Regions from separate parts of the Homo sapiens genome. Here region 2 is linked to region 1. Evidence: read pairs that join two places in POLR2A ChIA-PET (ENCODE). Cell type or tissue: PC-3. All regions are shown on one strand. Each heading gives the region's core, and the rest is flanking DNA. Links, peaks and the distances in the headings are about the cores only.

Region 1 (10,165 bases), core at 3,611-6,110:
AAACAAAAATACATACACACAAATAAAAGCATGGTCAAAATTTTAGGCAGGACATCCCCTACATTTAGGTTCAATGATAAGTTATCATTCCTTCCTAGCCATAGCGTGTACGTCCATCTTCCCTTTGGTAAACAGATTAATCTGCTCAAGCCACTGTAACAAAACACCACAGACTGTGTGGCTTAAACAACAGAAATGTATTTTCTCACAGTTCTGGAGTCTAGAAGTCCAAGATCAAGGTGCCGGCATGCTTTGTTTCTGGTGAGGGCTCTCTTCATGGCTTGCAGATGGCTGCCTTCTTGCTGTGTCCTTACGTGGTGGAGAGAGAGAGCAAACTCATTAGTGTTTCTTCTTCTAGGGGCAGTAATATCATGGGATTAGGGCTGTACCCTCAGGACCTCATCTAAACCTAATTATGTTCCAAAGGCTCCATCTGCAAGCACCATCACACTGGGGGTTAGGGCTTCAACAGATTAATTTTGGGAGGATACAAACAGTCTTTAACAGTAGATAAGACTCATTGTTATTTTTTTCTCCCCTGGCTAACATTTAGAAGATGGTCCTTATTTAAGATTTCTTTTATTTCTAATATGCATTACTTCAACCAGAGTAAAACTGACCAACAGCAAAATTTGTTTTGTTTTAGGTCATTAATATTTTGAAATCTTAAATAGAAAAGTCTATTTTTTATCCAAATTAACTCAAATATATCTTTTATCTTTTCCATCTTACTGCTAATTGTCATATATGGCTTTTTAGAGAAAGATCAGAAAATACCCCAACATGGAAAAAATATATAAATATACACACATAACTGTACTGTTTATCTTAGTGCAGTTAGAAACAGGGTATACAAAAAAAGTTTAAAATGCTGAGATTTTTCAGTCATTTCTATAGTCAAATAAATCAGAGCAATTTTATATTCAAGAATTCTGAGGTGCTGAGTGCGGTGGCTTACGCCTGTAATCATAGCACCTTGGGAGGCTAAGGTGGAAGGATAGCTTGAGTCCAGGAGTTTGATACCAGCCTGGGGAACATGGTAAAACCTCGTCTCTATAAAAAATACAAAAATTAGCCAGGCAGGGTGTTGTGTGCCTGTAGTCCCAGCTACCAGGGAAGCTGAGGTGGAAGAATCACTGGAGCCGAGGAGGCCAAGGCTTAAGTGAGCCGAGATCACGCCACTGCACTCCAGCCTGGGCAACACAGAGAGAGACCCTGTCTCAAAAAAAAAGAAAAGAAGAATTCTGAGAAATCCTTCATCATGACTAAAGGCACCTGTAAATTTATTTATATATAATTTCTGCTTTATGGATTTTAGGGAGGACAGCAACATAACTATTTCTAACATGTAAACAAGATTCCTAACTTTTTACAACATAAAATATTAAGTTAATATTAAATCACTACTACAAAAAAGCTGATAGATGACTAGAATCAACATGATTCAATTTTTATCTTATCTATACTTACGTAGTTTTCTAACAACTGAAATAATAATATCACTTCAGGCAGTCAGACTTTTAGATAACTGAATAAAATTTGCGTCCTTCGGCCCTCCTTCTAAAAACACATAGAATCATCAGAGTGCATTCTTCTGGGTACACTGGCAAAAAAAAAATTGTGTGATATCAAATGGAAAATGTCTCAATAACTGTGGAACCCAGAAAACAAAGTTGGAAGGGAGAATGCATTGTTTTGAGCTAGGTACCCTTCTAGGAACTTTTATAGCCATTAGGTCATTTAAACTCTTACAGCTTCCCTGCATGTGAGGAAAAGCCTCAAGTGTGGCATTAAGTGGGTATTGACCAGTGTGAAGGGCCAGGAGATCTGAATTGCCAATCTATCTCACACGCCCCTTAGTGTGCCTAGGTGTGTCAATATTTTTATATAAAGGAAGAAGGGGTCCTTGCAGCTTTTGATAAGGTGAACTGGAGATGTTTTTTCTATTTTTTAAGCATTTCAATTGCTCCAAAAGCATTTAAGTATTGCAGTTTGTAAAACAAATATTATGGCTTACTCCTGGTATAGGAGAGATAGTGCTGATGGGTGGAAGGAGTTTACCATATAACATCTTAGACATGTTAAAAACCATGATTTTAAATCTTTTGAAACCTTCTTGTGTTCCCTGTTCCATGTGCTGTCCACAGAAGCAACAAGACAGAGGAAGCTGAGGAGGCAAATCTATGAGGCCACAAATCTAAGAGTACAACAAATCTACAAGATTTACATTTTACAGATGAAAAAATTGAGACTTAACATCCAACATCACACACTAACACAACTGGAATTTCAACTTGAATCTGCTGATTGCAAAACCCTAGCTCTTTTCTTCACGCCGTACATACCAGTATACCATATCGCTCTACTGCATCTCAGAGATGTTTGTTTTGCCAACATAAAGCCTTTTCATTTATAGTGCAGATTATGATTATATCATTCTGTAGCAAATGGGTTTTCATGCTTTAAAAGACAGTATACCAACATGAATTTAATCTTGAAAATCTGAGCCATTATCATAAATCAAATGCTGCTTGACATTCTAAAAGAAATAGGACTGGCCAGAGAAATTTTAGATTCATTATAATTCCTCATAGATATTCATACTTTTGTGACTGTCATTGGATACAGAAATGATAGGTTTGGGTTTGGTTGTAACTTCTCTAATTTTAGGAAGAATTTCTAGTCTACCTGATATCAAGTTATGCATGTCATGACCGTAATTTAGATATTATCACTGGCCTTAGTGTAAAATTTCAAATGCAGCCTTAACACGCTGCTATGTTTTATAGGAAAGGATAAATGCTGAGTCATGTTTCTCATCCCAGAACCCTGCATGCTTCTGCTTGAGGCTGTTGACTTCTGAGCCTGTCATCTTGCCTTAAGATGCACAGCTCTCTCTTCTCCCTACCTCTGCAATTCTCCACTCAGCATTTTCTGATGAACTAGTGTTGTCTTCAGTTCTTCCCTCCATCAGAAAACCACATTAGAGGTCATTTGAATGTAATCCTTGGCAATGACATTTTACCTTGCCTTTGGGTAGAAGTCACAGCTAATGTCTGAGCATTTGTGCTTCCTGGTTGTTGGTGGTTGGGGACAAAGCTATGAATTTCCATTGAATTATTCTTCACTGCAAGATTGTCACTCTACAACAGAGCATCATAACAAGAAAAAACAAAGGCAAGTGATGAGAGAAAAAGGAATTCCATTCTCCCTATAACTGGAGAGACAACATGGTACAGCAGAAAGAACACAGACTCCAGCTATCAATTGCTTCCTATCTCACTCCACAGAGAGTTGGAAGCAACACCCGAATTTTGTGCTACTAACCAGCTCTGTGTCATTGAGCTAGTCACTTAATCTTTGTGGCTCAATTTTTTCATCAACATGAAGCAATAGTAATACCTCCTCTGCCCTCTTTAATTTGTTATAAGATTAAAATGAGATAGTGTGTGTGAAAGTGCATTGTAAAATACACAGCATTGTACAAAACTCCCAGCTACCAATTCCAACCTTCATCAGTGTTGACTGTCCCTTACTCATTTGGCACCTCATCAGATACTGTGACAATTAGGGTGACTTCTCATCCCCGTTTGCCAGGAACTTTCCTGATTTTAGCAGTAAAAGTCTTGCGTCCCAGAAACCCCTCTGTCTGGGACAAACAAGGGTATGTGGCTGCCCTAGAAATAATGAAGTTACTTGATAAGAAAAAGCTGACTGGTGCTAACAACTCCTTTCACCATCCACTCCACAGGAAAGAAACAAGCAGGGTGTTTCCATGAACCTGAGCTAAGCCCACACAATCCCTCTTGAAGCAAGGAGAGTTTTTCTGAGCAGGGTTCAGCTGGGTGGTCATTGACAGGAAAGGAGCAGAGAAGTCATGGTAGCTGGTATCTAGTGATATATCAATAAGGAAACTGAGCACTGGTGGGTACTCAGGATACTTCCTTAAGGCCAGATCTGACTCACTTTCCTGCACCCATTAGTAGGTCCTGATGCTCTTTTTGGTGAGAAAGTGGGCATCTACCTCTGCTCCACCAACCCCTCCTTTCCCTTTCCACTCACATTCAATGATCTGTCTAGCATTTCATGCACTTTGATAATCATGTGAAATTTTCAGTCCTGCTGAGATGATGTAAGATGGTCACATTTTTTTTTTTTTTTTTTTTTTTTTTACCAGAGCCAATAAAGCAATAATCTCTCTCTGAACTGCAGGCTCCCAACCAGCCTTGGGCTAGTCAACCCAATTCCTTAATTCCAACCCACACACTGTTTTCCACCCATCTCTGGAGAATGAAAAGAGGTGGTGAAGCCAGGCTCCCCCAGCTGCTGCGGTGCCCTCCTGCACTGGAGTAGGTACAGCCTAATCAAAGGCCTGTTGTTTTCCTTTGGCTTTGAAACTCACTGGTTGTGGGTGTATCTGTTGCATGATCATGAACACTTAAAAAAAAAAAAAAAAGACAGATCCAGTCCCATTACTTTGGCTCTGGCACAGAAGTTTCTGGAAAGAGAAACCATAAAATGATACCAAAGTGGTAACAGTAAAATAAATACCTCTCTCTGAATTTCATGGAAGTAATGAAGCTTCAGGGCACCAGAGGAGACTTTAGTAGCTCCAAAGCTATTCATGACTGTCCAATAACCCAAGAACTGGCCAAACAAGCTGGACTGCTTTCCTGTGAGTCATCAGAATCACTGCAGGCCTATGATGGGTCCCTTTCACCTGTGGGAAACAGGCTGTTAAAATGGAGAGTTGTCACTAGTTATCAGCTTCTTAGTCTTCACCAGGGCTGGGCAACAAGAGTCATAGGACCTGTCTTTATGCTTATGCTTTTTAATTTCTTTATCTCCTTGCAAATGTAATGATGTGACTTACAATACATGTTTTGATGTGCTGATAATCTCGACAATGAAATAGGTTTTAGGACTTGAGGGGATTGGGAGGAGGCATAGAAATAGTTTGGTGTCTCTGGAAGAAATTAAATTGTGGATGTTTTCAATGATTCCTAGTTGCTTCACTCAAGGAGGGTTCAATAGTGTGCTGACAAATGTTTAACAACAGGCACTCTTGGGGAAAACAAAAGCAAAACCAAAACTGATTTGTGTGTTGGCCAGTTTCCATGGTATAAATACTCCTACCATGACCAATTTAGCTGGCTCCAGTGCACCACTCAGAAGGATCCTAGTTTTTCTTTGCCAAAGATCATCTTACCTGATGGATTTTATGAAGTATATTTATTGAGAATTAAATTCATTAGAATGATTTAAGTTAGAATATTGTATCAAAAATTTAATTTACCTTTCTTAACTATCCTTTAATAATTTGTTATCTTGCTCATACTCTCAGTATCCTGTCGTACTCACTTTTCATTTGAAATCTGTTTTTGTTGTTGTTGTTGCCTTCCTTCCTTCCTTTTCTTTCTTTTCTTTTTTCCCCTTCCTTCCTTTTCTCTTTTCCCTTTCCGTCCTTCCTTCCTTCCTTCCTTCCTTCCTTCCTTCCTTCCTTTCTTTTTCTCTTTTTCTTTTCTTTCTCTCTTTCTTTCTTTCCTTTCTTCTTTCTTTCTCTCTCTCCTTCCTTCCTTTTCTCTTTTCTCCTTCCTTTCTTCCTCCCTCCCTCCCTGCTTGCTTGGTCTTTCTTTTTCTTTCTTTCTTTCTTTTCCTTCTTTCTCTCTCTCTCTTTCTTTCTTTCTTTTCTCCCTTCCTTCCTTTCTTTCTCTCTCTCTCTTCCTTCCTTCTTTCATTTTTTTTAAGAGATGGGTTTTCATCATTCTGTTACCCAGGCTGGAGTGCAGTGGTGCAATCATAGCTCACTATAATCTCAAACTCCTGGGCTCAAGCGATTCTCCCATCTCAGCCTTTCAAGCAGCTAGGACTAGAGGCATGAGCAACCATGCTCAGTTAATTTTTTTAATTTTTATTTTTATAGAGACAGAGTCTCACCTTGTTGCCCAGGCTGGTCTTGAACTACAGTGATCCTCCCACCTCAGCCTCTCAAAATGCTGGGATTACAGACATAAGCCACTGCACCTGCAGCCCGTTTATTTTTCTTATCTAGCTCTTATTTCCTTTCTCTATGCTGAGAGTGAATTTGTAGCCAGAAGTTTTTCTATTTTAATCCTTAATTTTTGCTTTTTTCTTAAATTATTTAAAAATTATCACATCACTCCCATTTCCCTTCTCCCCACAGTACTTAAAACCTCAATGACTCCCTATGGCTTTTGGGATAAAGTTTGTGGTATGGCTTTGACCCCAGCCTCTGTCTCTAGCTTAAAGGCCTTAGAGATGGGCTCTTGCTCTGTTGCCTAGGCTGGATTCCCTCACGAAACTTGTGCTCTGACCACCCCCAAATTCTTGCACCTCCATGAATACATTGTGCTACTTCATGTCTTCAAGCCTTCCCACATGTGGCTTGCTCAAGATTTTCTCCTCATTAACCCTTTAACTTTAGCTTACACTGGGCTTCTAATCTCAGTGGCTACAGCATTTTTTGTTATTCATATCTCAGCAGTGACAGTAATTATTGATTTGCTGAGCTATCTCCCTCCACTTAGGCTATGATCCATTTGACTCAGAGATGATTATCCTGCTTACATCCCTGGCACCTAAGAAAATGTCTGGTATATACTAGGTGCTCAATAAACACTTGTTAAGTAGAGATAATAAATTCATAAATGGTAATTGAGGTGATTTCATAGCTTCATTTTAATTCTAATGTGTTGAAGTCCTTTAATCATTCATTGACAACAATATCCACCAATTCATTTGCAAAGCAGATTGGTTCAATAAAATATGATGTAGTCATAGAGCAGAATTAAAATATTGATGTAGATTTCCAAAAAGTGAAAAATAAAGATATAAGACCAAAAAAGTGAGCAGCATTATCTCTTTTACATAAATAATAAAAAAGAACACACATTTATATATGTGTGTGTAAAGAAGTTTTTGAAAGTAGGAAGCTCCTTTGGCAAATTTAAGCTTAAAAAATAAAGAAAGCAGGAAGCATATGTTAAGTAGACTTTTACTTTCTGTTTTGTATATTTCTGTCTGATTTTTGTTTTACCATGTGTATTTATTATTTTTACATAAGAAAACATTTATATGAGAAAAAGTATCAGCAGAGCTTACACAGTGATAGGATTATACATCATGATTTCCTCTTTAAACATCTTTATAATTATCAAACATGAGTGATTAAAAAAACTGAAGCTAAAGGTAGCAATATTCTCTATACTGGCAGATTTTTCAGCATTGCATATGAACCCACCTCCGGTAAGTGGGTTATCTTTCTAATTTATGACTTCAGTGAAATCTGTTTCCTGGCAATGGTTGCCAGGGCACGCCTTCTCTCTTGTTCTCCATCATGCTTACTTTTAAGCCTAAGGGCAAGAAAGAAATAGACAGAAAGCAAGAAGTAGCATGAGCATCTTTTTTTTTTTTTTTTTTTTTTTTGGCATGTTGGAAAAAGGAGCTCTAAACACACTCCACTAAGCATAGCACATGCCTTGGATTCAAGCAGTGGACCTCAAAGAGCAGCGTCTCCTTTTAAGCTTTGCAGGGCAAGTTTGGGGCACTGTCAGTGAAAAATTGTCACTGCTTCTTGCCTTGGTGCTTGCCTGAACAACAAGGAGTTCCTCTAACTGCCTTAAAAGGAATCTACTCCTCTCTCCTGCCACAGGTATCACATACTATTCTCAACATATTACCGCAAACTAAAAAAAAGAAACAGGTTGTGAAGTAATGCAGAAAGTTATTTTTAATTAAAATTATCAATGTATCCGTATTAAAAATTTAAATAGAAGATACAAACAATAAAGTGCCGCTGATAGACCCTGAAGGAGGTCTGCCTCTCCCAAAGGCAGACGGCAAACAATATAGGCTACAGACACAAACACTGGGACTTCGTATTAATTGTGCTGCCACACAAAGGGGGTGTGGTTTGGGGTTGAGGGGCTCACTGGCCAGTTTTTCCATGTTTCTCAAATAAAACTCTGGTGTCATCAAGAAACATGGTGGAGGGAGACATGAAGACTTTAGAGACAGGAACCACTGCAGAAATGTAAGGATTAGGAAGTAGAATAATACCCCACCCTGGGGCTGAGACTTCGGGGAGGGGACGGCACATCACTCCTCCTTTTCCTTCCCGTGCCCAGCCATGGCTGCACCTTTCCCAGGCTGGATATGGTGGACATGTGGGAGGTGTGGACAAAGACGGTAGAAGAGAAGGAGAAGAACGTAGAAAACAAAAGGGGATTGAGCTACGCTAACACTGGAGATGCAGGGTGGCTTCAGATCCGCAAGACATGTTTTGAATTTTCTGGGACCGTTATGATCAGAAGGCAGATACTAATGAGAAAATTTTTGAGCCCATGAAGATTTTAAGGTCTAAATTCTCTCCAATTTGGGCTGCTGGTTTCTGTTTTCTGGGCACCTTGATTCTCATACTCTAGAAGTACCCGGGTAGGGGCTTGAAGAGAGAAAGCAAGAAGCTGGCTTCCTAAGTCTGGCCCTTGACTTTAAAGGAATGTGGTTAAATGGAACTTCTTGTTGTCTAGAACATCCCAGGGCCAGGTTTCTTGGTGTGTAGGCTTGGCAGACGTAATGCTGAGAGGATAAGGAATTTCTGGATTGAAACACCAGGACTCCAAAAGGCCCCTTGAAGTTATCTGAGATTCCCTGTTGAATATTATTACTCAGCTTATCACTATTCTAAATGTCAGCCAGAACTTTGTTATAAATCTGCTACCCAACTTATGTTGAAAGCCATCTCTAAAATTTCCTTTACAACTAATCTTAGGTTTATAAAGTTGGCATTTAAACAGACTGGGTGCAGTGGCTCACGCCTGTAATCCCAGCACTTTGGGAGGCTGAGGTGGGTGGATTGCCTGAGCTCAGGAGTTCGAGACCAGCCAGGGCAACATGACCAAAACCCATTTCTACACAAAAATACAAAAATTAGTTGGGTGTGGTGGCACATGCCTGTAGTCCCAGCTACTCAGGAGGCTGGGGCATGAGAGTCGCTTGGGCCAGGGAGGCAGAGGTTGCAGTGAGCTGAGATTGCACCACTGGACTCCAATCTGGGTGACAGAGTGAAACCCCATCTCACACACAAAAAAGGCATTTAATCATGGTTGTGTGACCTTGGCATACATTATATGGCTTCTCTGGGTCCCTATTTCTTCATCTGTGAAAGGAAGACAAATGTGGAAGAGGAATAATTCTTTGTGTCAGTTAGGATGCTTTTGGCAGCAAGGAACAGAAAACCAAACTCTATCTGGCTCAAATAATTAGGACAAGTGTTAGATTACATAAAAGAAAGTCCAGAGGTAAGACAAGCTTCAGAATTGGCTGACCCAGTTGCCCAGTGATTTTATCAATGACCTGGGAACTTCTTCCTCTCTATCCTCCCATCAATACCATCTCAGGCAGGTCCATCAGGATCTAGGATGGCTACCAGGAGGGCTTGAAGTACTAGCATCTTCACTCCCATCAGCTGGAAGAGAGAAACTGTATTTCTGTGTCTTACGTGTGTAAAAGCTTTTCCAGAAACTTCCAGAAAATCGTTTCTTCCATCCTACTGACCAGAATGGGTGACATGGAATTTCTGGCTAATTCTTGGAAAAAAGAGATAATGCTAGGTTTAGACCAATAACATCCACTCCTGGAACTCAGCTTCTCCTGAGGTTCATGGGGTGGAGTAGGTACCTAAATGAATTTGTGATTCTGCTGGGAAGAAACAAAGTGGCAATGGAGGAGGCTGGCTTACCATCACAATACCGATGCACTTTCTTCCAAATCAAATAATCCCATTTGTCTCTCAGTTACTGCATCTGGGTGACATTCCTATGAACTGTGTGTTGAAAATGTTTTTGTGTCTAGATGCATTTAAGGTTTTGTTGTCCTCACAAGAGTAAAAGAGCAGTATTCTTTTTTGTTGATTGTTTTTGTTTTTGTATCCACTATACAGGGCCAAATGCAAATATTATTTGAGGATATCAATCCTTAGAGACTCATTCAAAAGACTTTAAAAAGAAAAAGCCTCTGAATTTATGAAACCAAAGCAGCTATCAGGATGGTGATATTTGGCTTTTGAGACTTTTAAAAACTGTTTGCATGGAGTTGCCAAAAAATACTGATTGAGGGGTGCTGATGATGACATCATTTACACTCC
Region 2 (10,165 bases), core at 3,012-5,511, 320 kb before region 1:
TTGAAGTTCAGGGACTACAAGTAATAGGTTTGAAGTTCAGGGACTAAAAGTAAGAGTTACTTAGAAAAACTGACTGGAAGGCAGTGAGCCCATGGAAGCAGAGACCACAGAATATATGAACTGTCATGAACCTCTGAATATATGGCCATTAGGGAGGGATTGTTGTTCAGGAAGATTATTGTGTGTTGGTGCAACAAAGTATTGTATTTTCAGGTATGATTAATCATTTGGTATCTAAAAATCCTACAGATCTCTTTTCAAGCAAAATGGACTATCTGTACTGGAGATACTTTTCAGAAATCCTAATCTTAGCTTTCTATTAAAACATTGATTAAGATGAATGACATATTTGTGGATAGCCAAAGCAAATGCTAACCATCTATCTGATAATATTCTGGGTAATAACTGTAATATATTTGGATTATATAAGTCCAGTGCCTCATCAAAATGTTCTAATGTAACCACAATTATATGCCACGATCTCAATTGTTTTTAATCAAGAATTGGCATAAGAAATGGCCATGAGAAATACATGTGAAATATTTTAGAAAACATATTTTCCATTGGATTTCTCTAAGTCTCTATGATTAAATTCCATATAAGTAATTTGTCCTTGATTTTATAACCTGTAAAAAAAAAAGTTATTCTCTCCTTAAAAACTAATATCTTTCCTTCTGCTAGACAGAAATATCCCATGACACTGTCTTTTGCCTTGGGTAATCATAAGCTCAGAATTAATTTAGTGCTTAATTGTGGTAATTATCTAATTTCTGATTTTTGATAAAATTATCTTTCTCTAGCTTCTCCTCATTCTTTTTATTAGAAATACCCTGGATACATAATGATAGAGGTAGTTCTTAGTGGGCTGGATCTCATGTTCATTTGCCCTGGCATGTGGAATAACCACCACCTACCTTCAACCCCCAATCCAACCACACATGATCCTAGGGAAAGCTTTAACTCTGTCCTCAGCTGAAGTTCAGATTGATTTTTCTGATGGAGTATGTTGGGGGCATCAGAAACGAGACTGAATAGAGATATAACATATTAAGAGATGCCTGCATATATTCCAGCCTTAATTCAAGGGAAAGAAAAAAATAGCCTGAATATTTTTGCTTCTGTAATGAACAGAAGCACTAAAAGAAGAAGAAAGAATTGCTTCTCTTTTTGGGCTGGTGATAGAAATAAGGAAGAATTACAGAATGAGAAAAGTGATCATTATAAAACTTTAACATTAAAAGCCCTGTATAATAAAGTTGTGTCCTGGTACTTCATACAAAAATCCTTACTAGTCTACAAGACCCTGTGTGATCAGTTTCCTCCTGCCTTCTCCAGCATTATCCTGCCACTCCTCTGCTCACACACTGCTGCAGATGGACTGACTTTCATTCTTGGTCTCATGGAGCTTACATGCTAGTAGATGAATGAATTGGTCAATCTGTCAACCTCTGTGTACATTGCCTATATCACAACTTTCTCCTTACCCTAAAAGTCCCACTTTTGAATTGTAATCAGTTGGAGGACTTTGAACCTCAAGAAGCAGAATAAAGAGAAAAAATCCTCAAGTCCTTTGATAGAAGCTAGCATAAGCTTGTCAGGGCTAAGCTTCTTGTCACTGTGTGTGTATTGGGGGGAGGTGCTAGGGCCCCATTCCATCACACTATCTTCTTGGAGTAACTTGACAGAGATGTTGCACTAGATGATTAATTAATTGATAATTAACAGTTTTGGGGTGGCTTCATTGTGCCATGAGGTTGGGGGCTGAGAGTATGACTGAGATCAGTCCCCTCCCTGAACTTACTATCTAGTGGGGAATATGGACAGGCACAGCAGCAACTGTAATCGAATGTGATGGGCATTCAGGGGCAATGGGAGCACCTGGTGGGGGTCTGGCAGGACTTGATTCATTGGCAGAGGGAGTAGGGAAGCTTCCTGGAGAAAGAAACATCTACATTGAAACTTGAATGATGACTGGGAGTTATCCAGGAAAAAAGGCTGGGAGGTGTGTTCTAGACAGGGATGCAGCAACACAATAGCACCAAAATGAGAGAGTTATTCAAAACCTGCATGTAGTCAAGGTGACTAGAACAAAGGGAGTAAGGAGAGAAAGTAGCATGAGACGGGATGCAGATCATAAAGGACTTATAAGCCATGTTGTAGTGCACAAAGTTCACTGACATATTTTCAAAAGCAAGAGCACAATACCTTCAGTTGGGTGCCCTACTACCCCCCAAAACCCTATAAACCAGCAACAATGTCATTGTCCTTAGGTCAAGACAGAGATATCACACAGAATCTATCCCTTTATTCATATATTATCCTACTTAATTTATATTTTACCCAACTTTTGATTCATATATATATATATATATATATATATATTTATTTATCTGGGTAGAATGTACATATTTTTCAGTCATCCCGAGATTTAAACCATTTCATTTCTATCATATGCTTAATTCTCCTTTTTTTCTGAGAAACTCTTTTAAAACCCGTGTGCCATGGAATATTAGTTCTAAGAGAGGTTATTACCAAAAAGGGAGGAGGGGGAATCCTGGGTCAAATGTATCTACTTCTTGGAGAATAACAACACACATCAGGCTCTGGGAAATCTTGCAGAAAATAAATGTATTTTAATTATTTGGACTACTGTTTCTTAAGTGTATTTTACTATAGAATTTATCCACATAACCTTGTTGTTGTCTTATGTTGTACATCATGCGGTCCATCTATCAGTGTCCCTAGAACAGTAAGAGTACTGTTGAGTGATGCCCTCTGGCATCTCTCCCTTCACTTCTCTGCCATTGTCTTCTTTTGGTCCATTATGTTGTGCATGATTCCTGAAATCTCGTTTTCCTTCCTTGGTCTCTGCTCTCCAATTGAAAGTACATCATGCTACAGGGGTAACTATTTGTTAAGATATAGTTTATTTGAGTACCTTGCTTATCAGAGAGGATGGTCGTAGGGCAGGGTGGTGGGGCAAACATTTCATTTGGCAGAAATCAAAGGAAGCAGATATTTGGAAAGGAGAGAGTAGAAGGTATGTTCAGAAGGCAATATGTAGACAATCTGGCTGGATATACGAAATAAGGCAAACAGGTAGCCCATCCTATCTGTGTACCTTAGGCATTTTCTAATGTGTTGGGAAATGATACTTTCATTTCTCCCACCAGAACATTAAAACTTGAAGCCTGAAAAGAGTTCTGTAACGATGGCCCTAAACATTTTCTAAAGGGAGAGAAGGAGCTGTTCATTCGCTGCCACGCTGCTATCACAGAGAGGCCTGCTGCATTTGCGTTGTTTGCCAAGAATGAGAGGCTGGCTCCAGGATCCCACTTCTAACTTGGCCAGCGTGCACTCTTTTCTCTTACTATGAATACTCACTTGAGAACCTTGCAGCTATTTTAGGTACTTTGTATAAGGTGGCCTTCTTGGATGACACTGGGGCTTCTTGTATTGTTGAAATTAGCTGGTGGTGGCAACTTTCAGGATGAAAAGTCTGCTAGTAATTAAATTCCGATGAATAGTTAAGAATAGAAGTATCCCAGGAGAGCAAAGCTCTGCAGAGGGTAACTGTGCACTGGCATTGCAAATGTGACCTGTCACACATTGGTTTCGCAGGCACTTTCAGTCTCCATGACTGCCACGGAGCACAAATGCATTGGCATCGCGGGATAATATCAGTGTTGTTGAACGTTGTAGAAAGTAATGGCCTCCCATTAGCAGAGAAATCCTTAGGCAATCGAAAATCGTTTATCAACACACACATCGAAGCCAATAGGAGACATTTATTTCCAAGGTGGGAAATGTTTATTCTGTGTCATTCTCCCCAGACAAAGCCCTTACTTGCCTAATACTTAATGACAAATGATGCAGCTGCTCTTCCTCTATTGGACACATGTACAAAACAGGAAGAGAGGAGCAGTTGCTACATATGCCATACATAATCCCTATCCCAATTGGCTCAGAGCACGCCTTTCTTTTTTATGTGTCATAGACGACATGGGAAAGTAATTTTAAAAATGAATCCCTGCACTGCTATAAATAAGTTCAGTTGTCTCCAGAGGCCAAGTGTAGGTTTCAATGAAAAAAAAAAAAAAAAAAAAAAACTATCACCACTTTATATGTGTGTTAGTAAAAGGGATGGCATTTGAATATGATTGCTGAGAGATTTGGAATTCCAGAAAAGTGAGGCATTTCTGAGTAATACATGAATAAGAGGTAAAGAACCTACCAGCTCGTTACTTAATGCTCTTTAATAATACCACAATATGGAAGATTCACATTCTCTATTTCCCATTATCTGGATGACTTGGATAATTCAAATAAGATCCACAGACTGGGAAACCAGTGAGGACTAAACAAGTTGTCATTGTCCTTCCCACGTGGGCCCTCGATATGCCCCTAGGTTCCAGCCAACGTTCTAATGGCTTTCTCACTGTGAATGAATATTTCTTCGTTGCCATTATTTCTGGCTTTCCTAAGGTGGGGCACATACATTAAAAAAAAAAAAAAAAAAAAAAAACCTATAACTCATGTAACAGGTTTTTATTAAATCAGCCCCGTTACATTGTAGTTTCAACAACTGGTTTCCTATCTTGTGTGTCTGTGCTGGGGTTCCTGTGTTGGTTTGCTGGCCATTAGTGAATTCTTTGGGACTGGGATTCATTTTTGCCCTCCTGCTCGTTTTAGAGATAGGTAAGCTCCATACCACTCCCAAACCCAAATCCTGATACACAACCTCCTGCTGAATCTCTTGACACTGACTATTAGAACTTCTTTCTGTGGTCTAATACTTTGGGTCTCCTCTTACTTTCTCTTCCAACCATATAGGGCTTCCCAATCTCTGAGTCAGGCTCTCTCTATCTGACCCTCTCTACTATCTATCAAGGCTGTTTCAGAGGCCATGAGTTTAAGACACAAATGCTGCTTTTGTTTCAGTTGTTCTCCCTAAACATTGTTTTAGCTTTAGCTATCACCTTACTCCTTCCAATATTCATTTGCTCTTTCAAAAACACTTATGGTTTCTATGTTGTACGAGGCACTGGAACTGGTAGAAAGAAAAAGAAGGCATAGTTCTTTCTTTAACAAGCTCACAGTCTAACATAAAACACTGTATATAATATCTCACGTTTAAGTAAGACTTTAAAGTTCACAAAGAATTTTCACATCTATTTGTTGACTATTGTGCTTTAAGCTATTCATTAATTGATTTTCCATATTCAGGACCACAACTATTCCAAAGGAGTCATGAAACTAGCTTTCCCATGATGTAAGTCAGATGCATACCAGAGAGAAACCTTATAAAAGTAATGAATGTGGGAAAGCCTTCAACCAGAATCATTGCCTTTTCCAGCGTGCACGAATTCATACAGGAGAGAAATGCCACAAATGTTTTGTTGCCTAAGCAAACTGGTTTCTTGACCTGCATTAGTTGGTGAATTTTCTATTTAATGAGGCCTCAATTCAGGACCATTTGAGGTTTTAATGCAGATTCAGCTCTTTTAAATTGAGAGAATGTGCAGTTTATGCTTTGAAATATGATTTATATAGGTGGTTTAGCACAGTCACGGTTGTTTAGCCTGCACAAATTCCAATGAGATTACATCATTTTATTTTTTATTATGTTTTTGCACATTTTGGTGAAGAGTGACACTTTGGCGAATATCCACTGCCATTGGATGAGGCATAGCTGTGCCACTGGAAAGTATGAAAACACCTAAAGCATTCTGCTGTCCATTTGGTCAACTGAGTGACATACTTTGGAGAATTTCAAGAAAAAGTTGTCAGCGATATCAAGAGCCAAATCCAGAAAGGGGTCATGGTAATATCACTTTGTGGAGCTACCTTTTTTAACTCAATACTTCAGGCTCTTTATTTACTTTTAGGTAATTTGCTAGTAATTACAGGGTAAGTTGCCTGGGTGCGGGTGTGCACCAGGTATACAACCTGGAACTCAATAAGTGGATGGAAAAACTGAAACAAGGAAACTGAGAGCAAAACAGCTGCTGTGTCATGGCAATCGGGGGATACTCAGACCCCTCAAGACAACTTTAAAGATGATTTTTCAGCTAGAAAAATATAACTGGCTCCTGAATAGATACATGCATAAGAGCAACCTGTGTTGTCAGTCATAATCATAAATCATCTTATTGTTCTGACACCTATGTTAAAGTTTGAAATTTGGGAATCAACCAGTAAATTATTGCAGAATTCTATCTCTTGCTTTACAATTCTGTCTTAAAGGCTGGAGTTAGAAAATGCTCATGAAATAGCCTACATTGTAACTAACACCTTAAAAGAAGGGGCATTCTGGAAAATTATAAACTCTGCTGAAAGAATTAGAAACTCAGATATTGAAGGCTAACATTCACTGAAATTTCCATGTGAAAATGTTATCTCAGTAAAAAGTGAAGCTGTTTCAAACCAATGTGTTGAGCTGTAATAATAGCGGCAGAGTGCTCTGCCTAATTGCATACAAAGATTCTCTGCCAGAATATATACCTGATTGCACACAGCATTTTCCTAGGCGCTATTTCCTTTTTCCTGGTATCTTATTACAATCTTAAGGGAAAAGGGGGAGTTAAGAAAACTAACACTTAGTGATCAGCTAATTTATCCTAGCTCTTGAAATTTGTTAAAATATGTTGTCTCCTTTAATCCCTCCAGAGATGTGTCATGTGACTACTATTATTCCCCTTTTATATATTATAGAGTTGGAGCTTAGCGAGTTTAAATAACTTGCATAAGGCCACACAGTTCACCACCAAAGCCCAAGCCCATGCCTCTGAACTTCTGCCATCTAGTGTACGTGGTGTTTTCAATGTGGAGACACTGAAGTCAACGTGGTAGACTAAATGAACACTTGCTGCCCTCATGCAACTTACATTCTTTTGGAGAAGACAGACAATAAATGAGTGAACAAATAAATAAAATGGCTTAAACAGTGATGTGTGCCCTGAAGAAAATGAAACAGAATAATATGTAAGGGAACACTGCAGTGGGGGAAATATTAAACAGTAAAATCAAGAAGTGATAGCAAAAATGTTGACCTTCAATCTGAGAACTAAATAGAAGGAGTGAGGCATTCAAAGAACAGAGGGAAAAAAATTTAGCTGAGGAACTAACCAGGCTACAGGCCATGAGGCAGAAAACAATTTCATTTGTTTTAAAACATAAAGATAAGTGCAAAAATTCTATTTTAAAAAACTCAGTACGTTGAATTCAGCAGGACATTTAAAATAAATCAACATTAATTCTTGCAAAGATGCTCCAACATTAGCAAATCTATGAAGGCAATTCAGTGAATTAAATGAAGAAAACCAGGTAATTATACCAAGAAAGCTGAAAAAAAAAAAAAAGAGAATTCAAACAAATATAAAACCCATTTATAGGAGAGAGGAAAATAAAAGCCTTTTAAGAACTAGAAATATAAGAAAAATTCCTTGGTTTAATATAGAGTGGCTATAGCAAACATCTTTAGAAACCATCATACTTATGAGGAAATATTAGATTCAGTTTTATCTAAAACAGCAATATTAACTCTCATGATATTCAACACTATCCCGATGGCCCTCACCAACAAAATAGGGCAACAGAAATGAGGTTTAATTAATGGAAAGAAAAAAAGAATTGGCAGATGATAGGATCATCTACCTTGAAAATCTAAGACAACTAGCTTAAATTCTATTACAGCTTTAAGAAGTTCATCAAATAGCCAGCATCCACAATCAATATACAAAAAAAAGCTTTTCCACCCACCAGTGATAATCATTAGAATATATATTTTTAATATACCTGTTGTCCATTTGCATGTCTTCTTTTGAAAGATGTCTATTCAGGTCCTTTGCCCATTTTTAAATTGGGTTATTTGTTTTCTATTGAGTTGAGTTCTTTATATATTTTGGATATTAACCCCTTATCGGATTTATGGTTTACAAATACAGTATATTTACCCATGCTGTAGGTTGTCTCTTCACTCTCTTGTTTGAGAAAATGTGGTATATACACAATAGAATACTATTCAGCCTTAAAAAGGGAAAATCCTGTCATTAGCGACAACATGGGTGAAACTGGTGGACATTATGTTAAATAAGCCAGGCACAGAAAGACAAATACCACATGATCTCATATGTGCAGTGTAAAAAAGTAAAACTCATAGAAACAGAGTAAAATGGTGGTTTCCAAAGGCTGGGGGCTGGGGGTTTGGGGAGATGTTGGACAAAGGACAAAACATTTCAGTTAGGAGGAATACATTTAAGAGATCTCTCAAAAAAAAATCTATTGTTCATGGTGATGACTACAATTAATAACAATATTATTGTATAATTGAAAATTACTAAGAAAGTAGATTCTAAGTGTTCTCACCACACATACACACAAATAATAAGTATGTGAGGTAATGCATATATTAGTTTGATTTAGCCATTCTACAATGTATACATATAACCAAACATCAAGTTGTACAATATAAATATATACAATTTTTACTTGTCAATTAAAAATTTAAGAATAAAATAAATTTTAAAAAAGAAAATGCATTTTTTTTATTATACTTTAAGTTTTAGGGTACATGTGCACAATGTGCAGGTTAGTTACATATGTATACATGTGCCATGCTGGTGTGCTGCACCCACTAACTCGTCATCTAGCATTAGGTATATCTCCCAGTGCTATCCCTCCCCCCTCCCCCCACCTCACCACAGTCCCCAGAGTGTGATATTCCCCTTCCTGTGTCCATGTGATCTCATTGATCAATTCCCACCTATGAGTGAGAATATGCGGTGTTTGATTTTTTGTTCTTGTGATAGTTTACTGAGAATGATGATTTCCAGTTCCATCCATGTCCCTACAAAGGACATGAACTCATCATTTTTTATGGCTGCATAGTATTCCATGGTGTATATGTGCCACATTTTCTTAATCCAGTCTATCATTGTTGGACATTTGGGTTGGTTCCAAGTCTTTGCTATTGTGAATAATGCCACAATAAACATACATGTGCATGTGTCTTTATAGCAGCATGATTTATAGTCCTTTGGGTATATACCCAGTAATGGGATGGCTGGGTCAAATGGTATTTCTAGTTCGAGATCCCTGAGGAATCGCCACACTGACTTCCACAATGGTTGAACTAGTTTACAGTCCCACCAACAGTGTAAAAGTGTTCCTATTTCTCCACATCCTCTCCAGCACCTGTTGTTTCCTGACTTTTTAATGCTTGCCATTCTAACTGGTGTGAGATGGTATCTAATTGTGGTTTTGATTTGCATTTCTCTGATGGCCAGTGATGATGAGCATTTTTTCATGTGTTTTTTGGCTGCATAAATGTCTTCTTTTGAGAAGTGTCTGTTCATGTCCTTTGCCCACTTTTTGATGGGGTTGTTTGTTTTTTTCTTGTAAATTTGTTTGAGTTCATTGTAGATTCTGGATATTAGCCCTTTGTCAGATGAGTAGGTTGCGAAAATTTTTTCCCATTTTGTAGGTTGCCTGTTCACTCTGATGGTAGTTTCTTTGGCTGTGCAGAAGCTCTTTAGTTTAATTAGATCCCATTTGTCAATTTTGTCTTTTGTTGCCATTGCTTTTGGTGTTTTAGACATGAAGTCCTTGCCCATGCCTATGTCCTGAATGGTAATGCCTAGGTTTTCTTCTAGGGTTTTTATGGTTTTAGGTCTAACGTTTAAGTCTTTAATCCATCTTGAATTGATTTTTGTGTAAGGTGTAAGGAAGGGATCCAGTTTCAGCTTTCTACATATGGCTAGCCAGTTTTCCCAGCACCATTTATTAAATAGGGAATCCTTTCCCCATTGCTTGTTTTTCTCAGGTTTGTCAAAGATCAGATAGTTGTAGATATGCGGCGTTATTTCTGAGGGCTCTGTTCTGTTCCATTGATCTATATCTCTGTTTTGGTACCAGTACCATGCTGTTTTGGTTACTGTAGCCTTGTAGTATAGTTTGAAGTCAGGTAGTGTGATGCCTCCAGCTTTGTTCTTTTGGCTTAGGATTGCCTTGGCCATGCAGGCTCTTTTTTGGTTCCACATGAACTTGAAAGTAGTTTTTTCCAATTCTGTGAAGAAAGTCATTGGTAGCTTGATGGGGATGGCATTGAATCTGTAAATTACCTTGGGCAGTATGGCCATTTTCACGATATTGATTCTTCCTACCC

What was found. ChIA-PET counts read pairs that join two places held together with the same protein. Peaks named below come from ENCODE experiments on the same cell type or tissue, not always from the same donor. Only the 100,000 strongest peaks of a DNase experiment are listed, where the experiment ranks them.
Region 2: POLR2A ChIA-PET joins it to region 1 with 16 read pairs; 3 of 35 experiments call an interaction of 5 or more read pairs at or near these places.

Annotation. Positions count from the first base shown.
Region 1 is chr12:67,587,754-67,597,918 of GRCh38, reverse strand. LINC02442 (long intergenic non-protein coding RNA 2442) reads left to right here and starts at 7,929. Exons shown (of 3, transcript NR_183543.1): 1 at 7,929-8,053. RefSeq lists an enhancer at 4,966-5,055 and a silencer at 8,093-8,312. In PC-3, for the core only: no CTCF peak of the experiment used is centred there; DNase peaks (open chromatin) are centred at 4,658 and 5,098; H3K4me3 peaks cover 1,057 bases; H3K27ac peaks cover 2,175 bases.
Region 2 is chr12:67,904,600-67,914,764 of GRCh38, reverse strand. No RefSeq gene overlaps it. Among named protein-coding and RNA genes, the nearest start is that of LINC01479, 20 kb to the left of the region's middle. In PC-3, for the core only: no CTCF peak of the experiment used is centred there; DNase peaks (open chromatin) are centred at 4,094, 4,214, 5,344 and 5,484; H3K27ac peaks cover 2,500 bases.